Regions from separate parts of the Homo sapiens genome. Here region 1 is linked to region 2. The links are chromatin loops, found by intact Hi-C in ENCODE. Cell type or tissue: K562. All regions are shown on one strand. Region 1 overlaps CRPPA (CDP-L-ribitol pyrophosphorylase A). Region 2 overlaps CRPPA (CDP-L-ribitol pyrophosphorylase A).

Region 1 (5,000 bases), 150 kb after region 2:
GAAAAGGAAGGCTCGTCTACCCAGAGTTCCACATGTAGATATGACTACGTGCTCAGTTCAGAGTCGCTTCCAAAGAGAACTCACCCCTGATGCTGCAGATTTGGCCTGGAACAGATTCACACTACCTGGTTTCACTTGAGACATGAAAACCAGCTCACAGTGGGAATAAAGAGAGAGAAACAACCGATTCACATGGAAGATACAACAAAAGGAATACTGAAAGCATGTTTCTTAATGGTTAACCCATTTTAAAATCCATCATTTTCCAAGTTGACATCTTTTTAAGGGAAAAATCTGTATATAAGGTCTATATCAGAAAAATACATGTGGAAGTCTGCAGCCCAGGTCTGAGAGAGCTCTAGATGCTAAAAAAGCAGCAGGGCCTGGTTTTCAGTGCTGATGATGATTCTTTACAACAAACAGGAAAACATGGTCTCTAGAGTGACACATAAAGACTTTCAGCCAGATTGCTTTGTATGGTACCTGGGCGGAGTCCCTGTCAGGTGGTTAACATTGATTAACTCGGTTATGTAAGCTACAAATCTTATTCATGTTTTGTTCTTGTTCCTCTGATACGCTTTTTCTGATCCAGGATTCAATCCGGGAACACATGTTGCATTTTGTTGTCATGTCTTCTTGGTCTCCTTTATTCTGGAATGTTTGTTTGTTTGTTTCTCTCTCTCTCTCCCTTCCCTTTCCCTTCCCTTTCCTTTCCTTTTTTTTTTTTTTTTCGACCGAGTCTCGCTGTATTGCCCAGGCTGGGTGCAGTGGTGCAATCTTGGCTCACTGCAACCTCCATCTCCTGGGTTCAAGCAATTCTGCCTCAGCTTCCCAAGTAGCTGGGATTACAGGCAAGTGCCACCAGGCCTGGCTAATGTTTGTATTTTTAGTAGAGATGGGGTTTCGCCATGTTGGCCAGGCTGGTCTTGAATGCCTGACCTCAGGTGATCCACCTGCCTAGGCCTCCTAAATTGCTGGGATTACAGATGTGAGCCACTGCGCCCGACCACTCATTCTTTCTTTGTCTTTCATGACTTTGTACTTTTGGCAAATACTGATTTGTTTTGTATAATGTCCCTCATTTAGATTTCTCTGCTGTTTTCTCATGAATAAATGCATTTAGGCAAGAATACCACTGAATTAGTGTTATATCCTTCTCAGTGCATCATATCAGGGATCACATGATATCTGTCTCACTGCTGATATTAACCTAGATCACTTGGTTAAAGTGGCATCTGCTGGGTTTCTCCACTGAAAATATATTACTACCTTTATAATTAATAATTATGGTAAAATATTTGGAAACTATGTAAATATCCCGATTTTTAATCATACCATTACACGATAATTTTATCATGCATCAATGATTCTTGTTGGAAACCTTTATATAGTGTTGCTTGTCACTTAGTGGTTTTTTATTCCCATCATTCTTTCCAAATGTATTAATTGGAATTTTCCAATAAAGATCTTTACCTTTTGTGCCATCTATGTCTTTCTGCTCTTTTTCCCTTTCTATCTATCTAATCTATCTGAATGAACTCATTAGTATTAGTCTTATTTTATGGATTCTGTTCCATACTCTCATGATTTTGTTGCTCCAGTTTTCCCACATGTGGTGAATGGGAGCTCCTTCATGTTGCCTTATGTTGTCCTTCACAATGTTCTCATCAGATTTTGAGGGTGTCCCTACATTCTGGCACCAAAGGATATTTCAGACTCATCTTATTCTTCATTCAGGCTTGAAATGAGCAATTTCTCCAAGAAACCTAAATTTCTTTTTTTAAAAATTGGTATTTAGAAACCAAGATCCTGAGCACTAAGGGTGCTCATTGCACCTTGCATGTCACAATTTGTAAGCCCTTTCAAAGTGAACAGGACTAGGAAATATATCTATTTCTAGACACAGAAACACTCTTCTATACCTATTTCTACATTTGTAACTGAGTGTATTCGTATGTAATTTATAATCTAGCTAAAAGAAACCATTTGTTGATATCTCGATTTTTCAGTCCAACATCATAGAATTTTCTAGCTCTCCTTTTTCTTATATGTAATCCATCTCTCTAACATATATCTTACTCAACATAGCATACACATAGTATACTTTCAGAATTGCTAACCCATATCTCTTAGAAAACAATAGTACTAATGAGTATGATAGTTTTATATATAGTTCTTTGTCTTAGAATATTGAATCAAAATACTAATTTCCAAATTTAGTTAGGGCCACCCTCTTCAGTTTGGTTCTTTATTTATAGTACATTTTGGTTCATTTCATATTGTTAATCGATTTTGGAGTATCCCTACCCCATCCTGCTTGATTCTAATTATTTTTTTGGAGTGCGTGAAACATTAACATAGTTTTGAAAGTCAGATAGTCAAAGGCTATTCAGTTTGGAGTGTTACCTTAGTCTTTTGCCTCATTATTTTTTGGAGAGCAGGGGAGTCATTAACTGAGGTAACTGAATTTTATTTTATGTAATAACTATACATTTATTAAGTTCTCTCTTATTAATTTCTTGTGGATTTGACTAGGGTTTACACGATACCTAATTCAATGCTGCTCTCTTCTGTCACTGTAGCAGAATCTGGCTTCTTTAGTTAATCTTATTTAATGGTGGAGAAAGGAGTTATGTGTCCTCCAGTTGTTTGGTTGTCTTTCATATTTCAGGAACCTAATTTTTTTTCTTTTCCTCTTCATTACTCTGTTGCCAAATATTTCTTCTCCCTTGTTGTGTGTGTGTGTTTTCCCCAGGAGAAGTCTGCCAAATCAAGCATAATTTTAAGTCCCTTCCTTGAAGTCTTGCTGGTTATTCACACGTTTTAGTATTTTCACATTTAAGTCAGAATTACTGTTTTTGGTGGTGATTTTAAATAAACTTTATACTCATCAGTAGCTCCCTTCTTTCTTTTCATATTTTTTCAGTTTGCCCTTAGTTGCCACACAAACATTTATGGCAGAACAGGAGAAGGAGAAATTGCTTATTGAGATTTGCTGGTTTTCTCTTATTTTCTTTAACTTGCAGTTACTTTGAAGTTTGGGGATTTTTTTTTGTCTTAAATGGTATCAAAGGTGTGTGTGTGTGTGTGTGTGTATGTGTGCGTGTCTACTTTGATCTCGTTCAGTACTATTTTTGGAGAAAGTATTCAGAGTCTCCATTTGCTTTAGCCACCTGAGATCCCCTTTGTTTTTACTCCAATTTCTCTCTGCTTGTTAGAAGTTTCACATCCTATTTTTATACATTAAGCAGTCTCTTAAAATTTTTCTTTGCCCATTTATTTGAAAATCTGAAGTCAGTATTTTACTTTCCCAACACTTTTATGAATCTTAGAGCATTTCAAGTTTGATCAGTTACCTCCTAACTTTTATGCTACTGTTCTTACCCAGTATTTTGATTTTGTTCTTTTAAATATCCTTTATATTTAGATGTTACTTATTTATAATTTTCTAGAGACTACTGTGTTTAGATTTATGTACTTATTTTAAAATCATTTTTAAATTTTCCATGCCTTCCTGCTCTTTAGACCTTGATTCAGAGATTATTTTCCTTCCATGTGAGTTACAGACTTTAGTGTAAGAAGGGATTTTAAGGATATACTTTCATATTTTATTTGAAGGAGGCAGTATTTTATTTCTAATCTTGAAAAATAATGTTGGTGTGTGGAGGGGGGAGTGTTGTAAACATTCTAGTTTGATAGCTTTGTTGAGGGGGGTGTAGTTTTTGCTGTTGATTTTAGCACTTTAAAAATACTGTCCTTGTGTTCTTGCTACCATTATTTTTGGGAGAGACGCTGCCAGGCTAATTGTTGGTCTGTTTTGATGTATTCCTTCTAGTTGCTTTAAGATTGTCTCTACTTAGTATTTCAGTTTCCTTACAATTTATCTACTTTTTGTGATTTTTTTAATCCACCTTGAAATTCGTTAGGTTTCCTTGATGAATTTTTGTTCTGTAGTTGGTGGAAAATTTACAACCATAAATTATTATTTTTTTGCCTGTTGTTTTTATTCTCCCTTTATGGGATTCTGATTAAATATATATTTGACATTCTTATTGTATCTACCAAATCTTTTAACTTCCTACTCTGTTTTCCATTTCATTGTCTAATATATATTCTGAGTAATTTCCTTAATTATTTCTCCAGTTTCAGTAATTCTCTCTGCAACTGAATCTAATCTATTGCTTTTGAGATTCTTTTTTCTTTATGTTCAACAATGCTTTTCATTTACAAAAATTCTGTCTTTTGTATTTCAGGTCTCATTTCTGTTTGTTATTTTATGTTTCAAGACTCTCATTGAGAGAGACTTGTCTTGCTTTCTTATTTTCCTGATTTTATATTTATTTATTTAAATATTTTACGTAGTTTAAAAGGTATTTTGTGCCTGAAAATTCTAATGCTGTATTTATTTTGATGCTAATGGGTCTGTTTTTCATAGATTTTTATTATGAATGCATTTCTGTATTTATGTATTTGTCTGTCTTGCCTAACTACATATTCCATCAGGGGAAAAAAAAGTCTATATATTCATATCTTTATATATAGCTTAGAGTCTGGCATCAGGTAAGTTCCTGAAATATAGTCATTGAATGAATAAAGGAGTTCCCATTCTTCTCCCTGCTCCTACAACCTTACTTATTTCATCATTGGACAAATTAAGTTTCTAGTTTCTAAACAGTTCCCCCCTACCAAGAAAGGTTCCATTAATTGCACTACTTTCAAAGTCCTTGCACATAGTACAATGTCTCTTTTTTTGTTTCTCTGACAGCCAGGAGTCTTAGGTAACTACTTTTCCCATATTCCATTGTTTTTTGTTACTTAGTATTCTAGAAAAGTTACACATCAGTCATTCTTGTCTGTTAAAAGCAATCTGTATCATCTGCTGGAGGTTATTGAATTTTTTCTTTAAATTTGAAGGTATCTTCTAAATATGACTTCTTTTTTGCTGTTCTTTTATTAATTTTGTAAGGCACCCAAATGATAGCTATCTATCTGCAGATCCT
Region 2 (5,000 bases):
CCTAAATTCTCTAGTTTATTTACCAAATAATAAATGCCTGTCATGATATAGTCACTAGATACAGGGAGTTGAACTGAGCAAGTATGATTTCCTATTTCCAAGGAGCATATTGTCCAGTTGGGGATAAAAAGTAAATGAATGCAAATTAAAATGTCAAATTGTGATGAATATTCTAAGGAAAACATAACTGTGCTTATATAAGAGAGCCAGAGAAAGTGACTTAGATTGGGAGTGGAAGGCAGTAAGTGAAATCTCTTGGCAGATGTGGTATTTAACTTAAGTCTTTAAGGGCAATAAATAATTATCTATTTAAAGAACAAACCAGAAGTAACAGTATGTGAAAGGCACATAAAGAGCTTCATTGGGGCACAGAAAGAAAGCATCTGTGGTTGGAGATGCAAATGGAGTGGAAGTGGGAGTAGCAAGAGACAAGGAAAGAGCCTTGTAGGCTTTTTATGTTGAGTTTACCACTTCTACTGTTACCGTTGCTACTATTATCATTTATATATTGTTTTAAGGGGAAAATGAAGTGAGAGAAGACTTTATTTGAAAATGACATGATCCAGTTTACCTTTACAAGAAGATTATGGTGGCTGCTCCTCTTAAAAGTACAGTTCTACAGAGGAAACCTCTGCAGTACTTGTTTTCATACATCACATTACCTCTAAATGCATATAAGCGTGTTCAACCCAATATTCATTCCTGTAATAAAAGAATGGAACTCCTAAAGAATGCTGATCTATACTCTGAACAAACAGGGACTGTAGGGGCTTTTCATGTATTTTGGTTATCCACTCCTTCCTGTTTCCTGGAGGACGTAATTTAATTATTGTTTTGAGTAATCACAAATGACAAGCAGGGTGTAACTGAAAATCACGTGTAAAGCATGCTCTGATTTTGTTGAGGCTGTTCTATGGTACTTAGTTTCTTTTTTTTTTCCCTTATGCCCTCAAGGTTGTGTCCAGTGTATGGATCCATGCCTTTTGTTATAGACCTCAGTAAATTCACCGTATGACATATTAGTCAAACAACACATCAAAACTAGCACATGCAATAAAGAAAAGCGGAGAGAACATAAACAGAGCAAATTAAGCCACAGCAGCATCCTAAGACCTATCCAAAACAGTTATTTTATGCTTATTTTGATACATATTATATTTTAGCGTGAATATACAGGATTTTCATTTGTTTGCACCTGAATACTGTATAGTTAATAACAATGAAATAACACTGGAAAGCTACTTTTTTCTCTTGCGCCTCTAACTGTGAACAGCACCACATTTATGTGTTACATGCATGTGTATACAAGAATATAGAAACTAGCCAAAAACCATCTCATTAAATCCATTTGATTTATTTGGTATGTTAGCCAGATTTCCTGAGCAATTCTCCAGAGGTGGAAAGAAACTCCAAAATGATAGACCACCTAGTTGAAGAAGATGGTATGAATTATATTGATGTTGTATTAAATAAAATTAACAATTTATATTAATAACTGATTGTCATGGTTTTAAAATATTAATTGAGGGAGCTAGGATAATTTGCTTTAAATGCTATTTTCTCTATTTTTTTCTTTGTGTATTTCACATATCTTCATCTTTTTAATTATTTATATTCTTGAAATACAGGAACCTGTTGAAATATTACTCTTCCTAAAGGAACCAGATGGTTAATCTGTAAAAATGGTCTTTTGCATCTTGTCCGCTTAGAAATGAGGTCATTGCTTACAAGTTCTGGACAACCATTATACTAAGCTTACAAAATAAAAACAGAAACCAGCCACCACCAATTTTTGGGCATGTATTCATAAAGTCAAGTCTTAGCCTTTAACTCAGGAAATTTTTTGATTTTACACATAAAGTAAATATGTTTAGAAGGAAAATCCGTACAAAAAGTTGACAAAGTTGTTTTTGTATGTAGATTATAGTTAACCTTCAACAATTGATTTTGAAGAATGTTGTATACTAAATTGCTTATGCTATTTAAATTGAGATGTAGCTTCAGAACTCAGTCATTTCACTTCATGTCATTAATTTTTTTTCTCCAGTTATAGGATACATGATGTTTGCAAAGCATCATTTTGTGCTTATGTTATCCCTAATAATTGAGTTTGGAAATGTATTTTATGTCAAGTATTTGTGTGTAGTATAATTTTACTTTACAATGCCACAGAGTAGGTTATTCTGTTGTTCTAGTAGCTTTAGCTAAACAATGGTTCCAAGGTTTTGGTGGTTCTGGGAACACTGAATCAAATATACCACTTTGAGCTTATAACCACAGTACATTATCGTGTTATCTTGTTACTGGAAAACTTCTTTCCAAGGCCTACAACTTGTGTTAAAAAAAGTTTACCTTTCTCTCTTACGTTGGCACTGTATACCTTAAATGACTATTCAGTATATGAGGGTAAAAAAAAGTCTATACAGCTTGATCCGTCATTGAAGATCTTCTGCAGTCTACACCGACGTTTTTTGTCACAATGTTATTGCTGTTGTGGCTCAACATGTCTTGAAACGATTAGTCTTCTACCTCTTTTGCACTCTATTCTACTGGATTGCATGCCTTCTCTATTTGTCAATTTTATGTTATAAGGCTTAGTTGATTACTCTTTCCATGAACTTGTCCCCAGTCTTTTTTTTTTTAGTTATTGGATCTCCTAAATTACTCATCAATTGTTGTGTCATTCTACATATCCTGCTTATTATTTATCCATTTGCGCATGTCTTTCACCGTCTCTTATCACTGATCCCTCACACAGTGCTGTGGAGATGGAAGGAGTCAGATAAATAGTTGTGGTTAAAGATGAGAGCATGATGAACCAGCAAGCTTCTGGAGTACCTCTCTACCGGGCCAACAGCCAAATATGTTGCTGGAGATAAAGAGGTCGCCTCTGGGCCATCCATCAATCATCGGAACAGTTGAGAAGAGTTTAAAACACAAAACTCAAGAAGTTCGAACTGATTTTCTAACCAGAAGAAAAAACTATGTTCACAAAAGGAGGCAAGAGAAGGTGCTGGTAGCAGATGTTGCAGAGATTAGATGAGCTGGAGTTAGCAACAGTGATGAAATTGGTGGTGAGCAGCCTTCTGTCAGGAAAGAAAGACAGTGTTGCAGAAATGAGCACTGCAGAGGGGACCTTCTAGTGGAGTGAAGAAAATAAGCCATAAGCAATATTTTTAAAATGTATTCTGTAGACTCTACCGTAAGATTCTATATTACATATTTGAATCTATTTTTCTATATTGTCTAGAAATGTACTGTTTAAAAAATATTATATGGTATATACTTAGTTCTGAAACAAGTCACATGATCGAGTTTTTGTTCAAAATGTAATTTATCCTTAGTATTTTTAAAATATTTTGAACCTCTAAGCTAAACAATGTATATTCAACAGGCTCCTCATAAGTCATAATGGGAAAGTTGTATGAGAGGGAAATTTTATGTATAAATATTGCAAGTATATTTCTCATACAAGAGGAGTATACATTAATGAAAAATAGTTTGCTTATTACATAGGGTTTGATGGCAGTTTTCAGGTTGAACAAATATTGGGATGGTGTCTGAATATTCTTTAAAAGACTATTGCATGATTTTCTTGGGATTACATGTGAAAGGACTCTTCGGTAAGCTATTCATACAAATTATAGCTGATTTTAATTTTCTTTATTTTCTATCATTTTGTAAAAACTAGGTGGAAAATGGAGGTTGTTGAGAACCTTTTTAATATTTCTTATCTAGACATTTGTCTAGATAATATTTCTTATCTAGACAATTGTCACATTTGCAGTACAATATCAATCATGTCATTTAAGTGATTGTCATTTTCTCATCACATGATTTTAATATGGAAACAGGCTGCAATTATACTTCTATATACAGTTGTCCCTCAATTTATATGGGGGTTCCAGGACCTACCTTTCTGCTCTACAAATACCACAATTTATGGGTGCTCTAATCCGTTACATAAAATGAAATAACGTTTACATATAACCTATATACATCTTCCTGTATATGTTAAATCATCTTTAGATTACATACAGTCCCTAATACAATATAAATGCTATATAGTTACACTGTATTTTTATAAATTTGTATTTTTATTGTTTAGTTTTGTTTTTCAAATGTTTTTGACCCACGCTCGAATCCTTAACTGTGGAACCAACAGATTCTGGAGGCAGACTGTACATTTAGACAGAATCTTTATTACTTAGGAAAAATAAAAACTTTATGCATTTAAATTAAATTACGTTGTAAACTTAGCAAGAATTTGAGGGAAAAAAGTTGAATTAATGAATTGTTTAATTTTAGTCATTTATGTTTGCCATACCAATATATGTAATAAAGATAAAGGCAATGGCTTTGGCTCAGTAAGGTTGCAGTTTTCTTTCATTTGCTAGATGAGGACACACTCCTCAGTAAATATCTACTCAAAATGAGAGATGACTTTTAGATTAATGTGGATTCAAATGATAGAACCTTTTGCTGGCTCAAAGTGTGATCCAGGCATCAGTTATATCAGTATCAACTGTAAGCTTCTTAGAAATGTTTATTCTTAGCTTTACCCCAAATCTAAAAGAATTAAAATCTGCATTTATAACAGGATTCTCAGAAATTCCCATAGACATTGAAATTCGAGAAATACACATCTAAAATTTATTTTGTTTTCCCATTAGGCTATAAACTTCTTAAGGGCAGAAACCTGTCTAGTCATTGACATGGTCTCAGTATACAATTTAGTGTCTGGCTTGTAGCTATCAATAAATATTGGTCAAATGAATGAAATTATATTAATCCATCAATGGCTAAGATACTCTGTTCTTTGTGACCTTGTTTTATTTTTAATTAAGACAGATAGGATTTGTTCATTTTAACTTGCCAGTTCTCAGCTTGCAAATGTTTTATGCATTACTAATAAATATAAAGGGATCATATTACTGTTTATATCTTTTTCACATATCATTAGTGATTTCCACTAATAGTTACAGAACATGCCTGCCAAA

The links. A loop is a pair of places that touch in the nucleus more often than their neighbours do. Peaks named below come from ENCODE experiments on the same cell type or tissue, not always from the same donor. Only the 100,000 strongest peaks of a DNase experiment are listed, where the experiment ranks them.
Region 1: it touches region 2 in a loop (3.0-fold over the local background); 1 of 110 quality-filtered maps calls a loop at or near these places.

Annotation. Positions count from the first base shown.
Region 1 is chr7:16,112,391-16,117,390 of GRCh38, reverse strand. All of the region lies in intron 9 of CRPPA (CDP-L-ribitol pyrophosphorylase A), which reads left to right. Among named protein-coding and RNA genes, the nearest start is that of CRPPA-AS1, 96 kb to the left of the region's middle. In K562, a CTCF peak has its summit at 2,562; no DNase peak of the experiment used is centred here.
Region 2 is chr7:16,266,943-16,271,942 of GRCh38, reverse strand. All of the region lies in intron 6 of CRPPA (CDP-L-ribitol pyrophosphorylase A), which reads left to right. It overlaps CRPPA-AS1 (CRPPA antisense RNA 1), which reads right to left. Exons shown (of 5, transcript NR_038947.1): 5 at 1,339-3,086. Among named protein-coding and RNA genes, the nearest start is that of CRPPA-AS1, 59 kb to the right of the region's middle. In K562, no CTCF peak of the experiment used is centred here; a DNase peak (open chromatin) is centred at 2,822; H3K4me3 peaks cover 1,655 bases.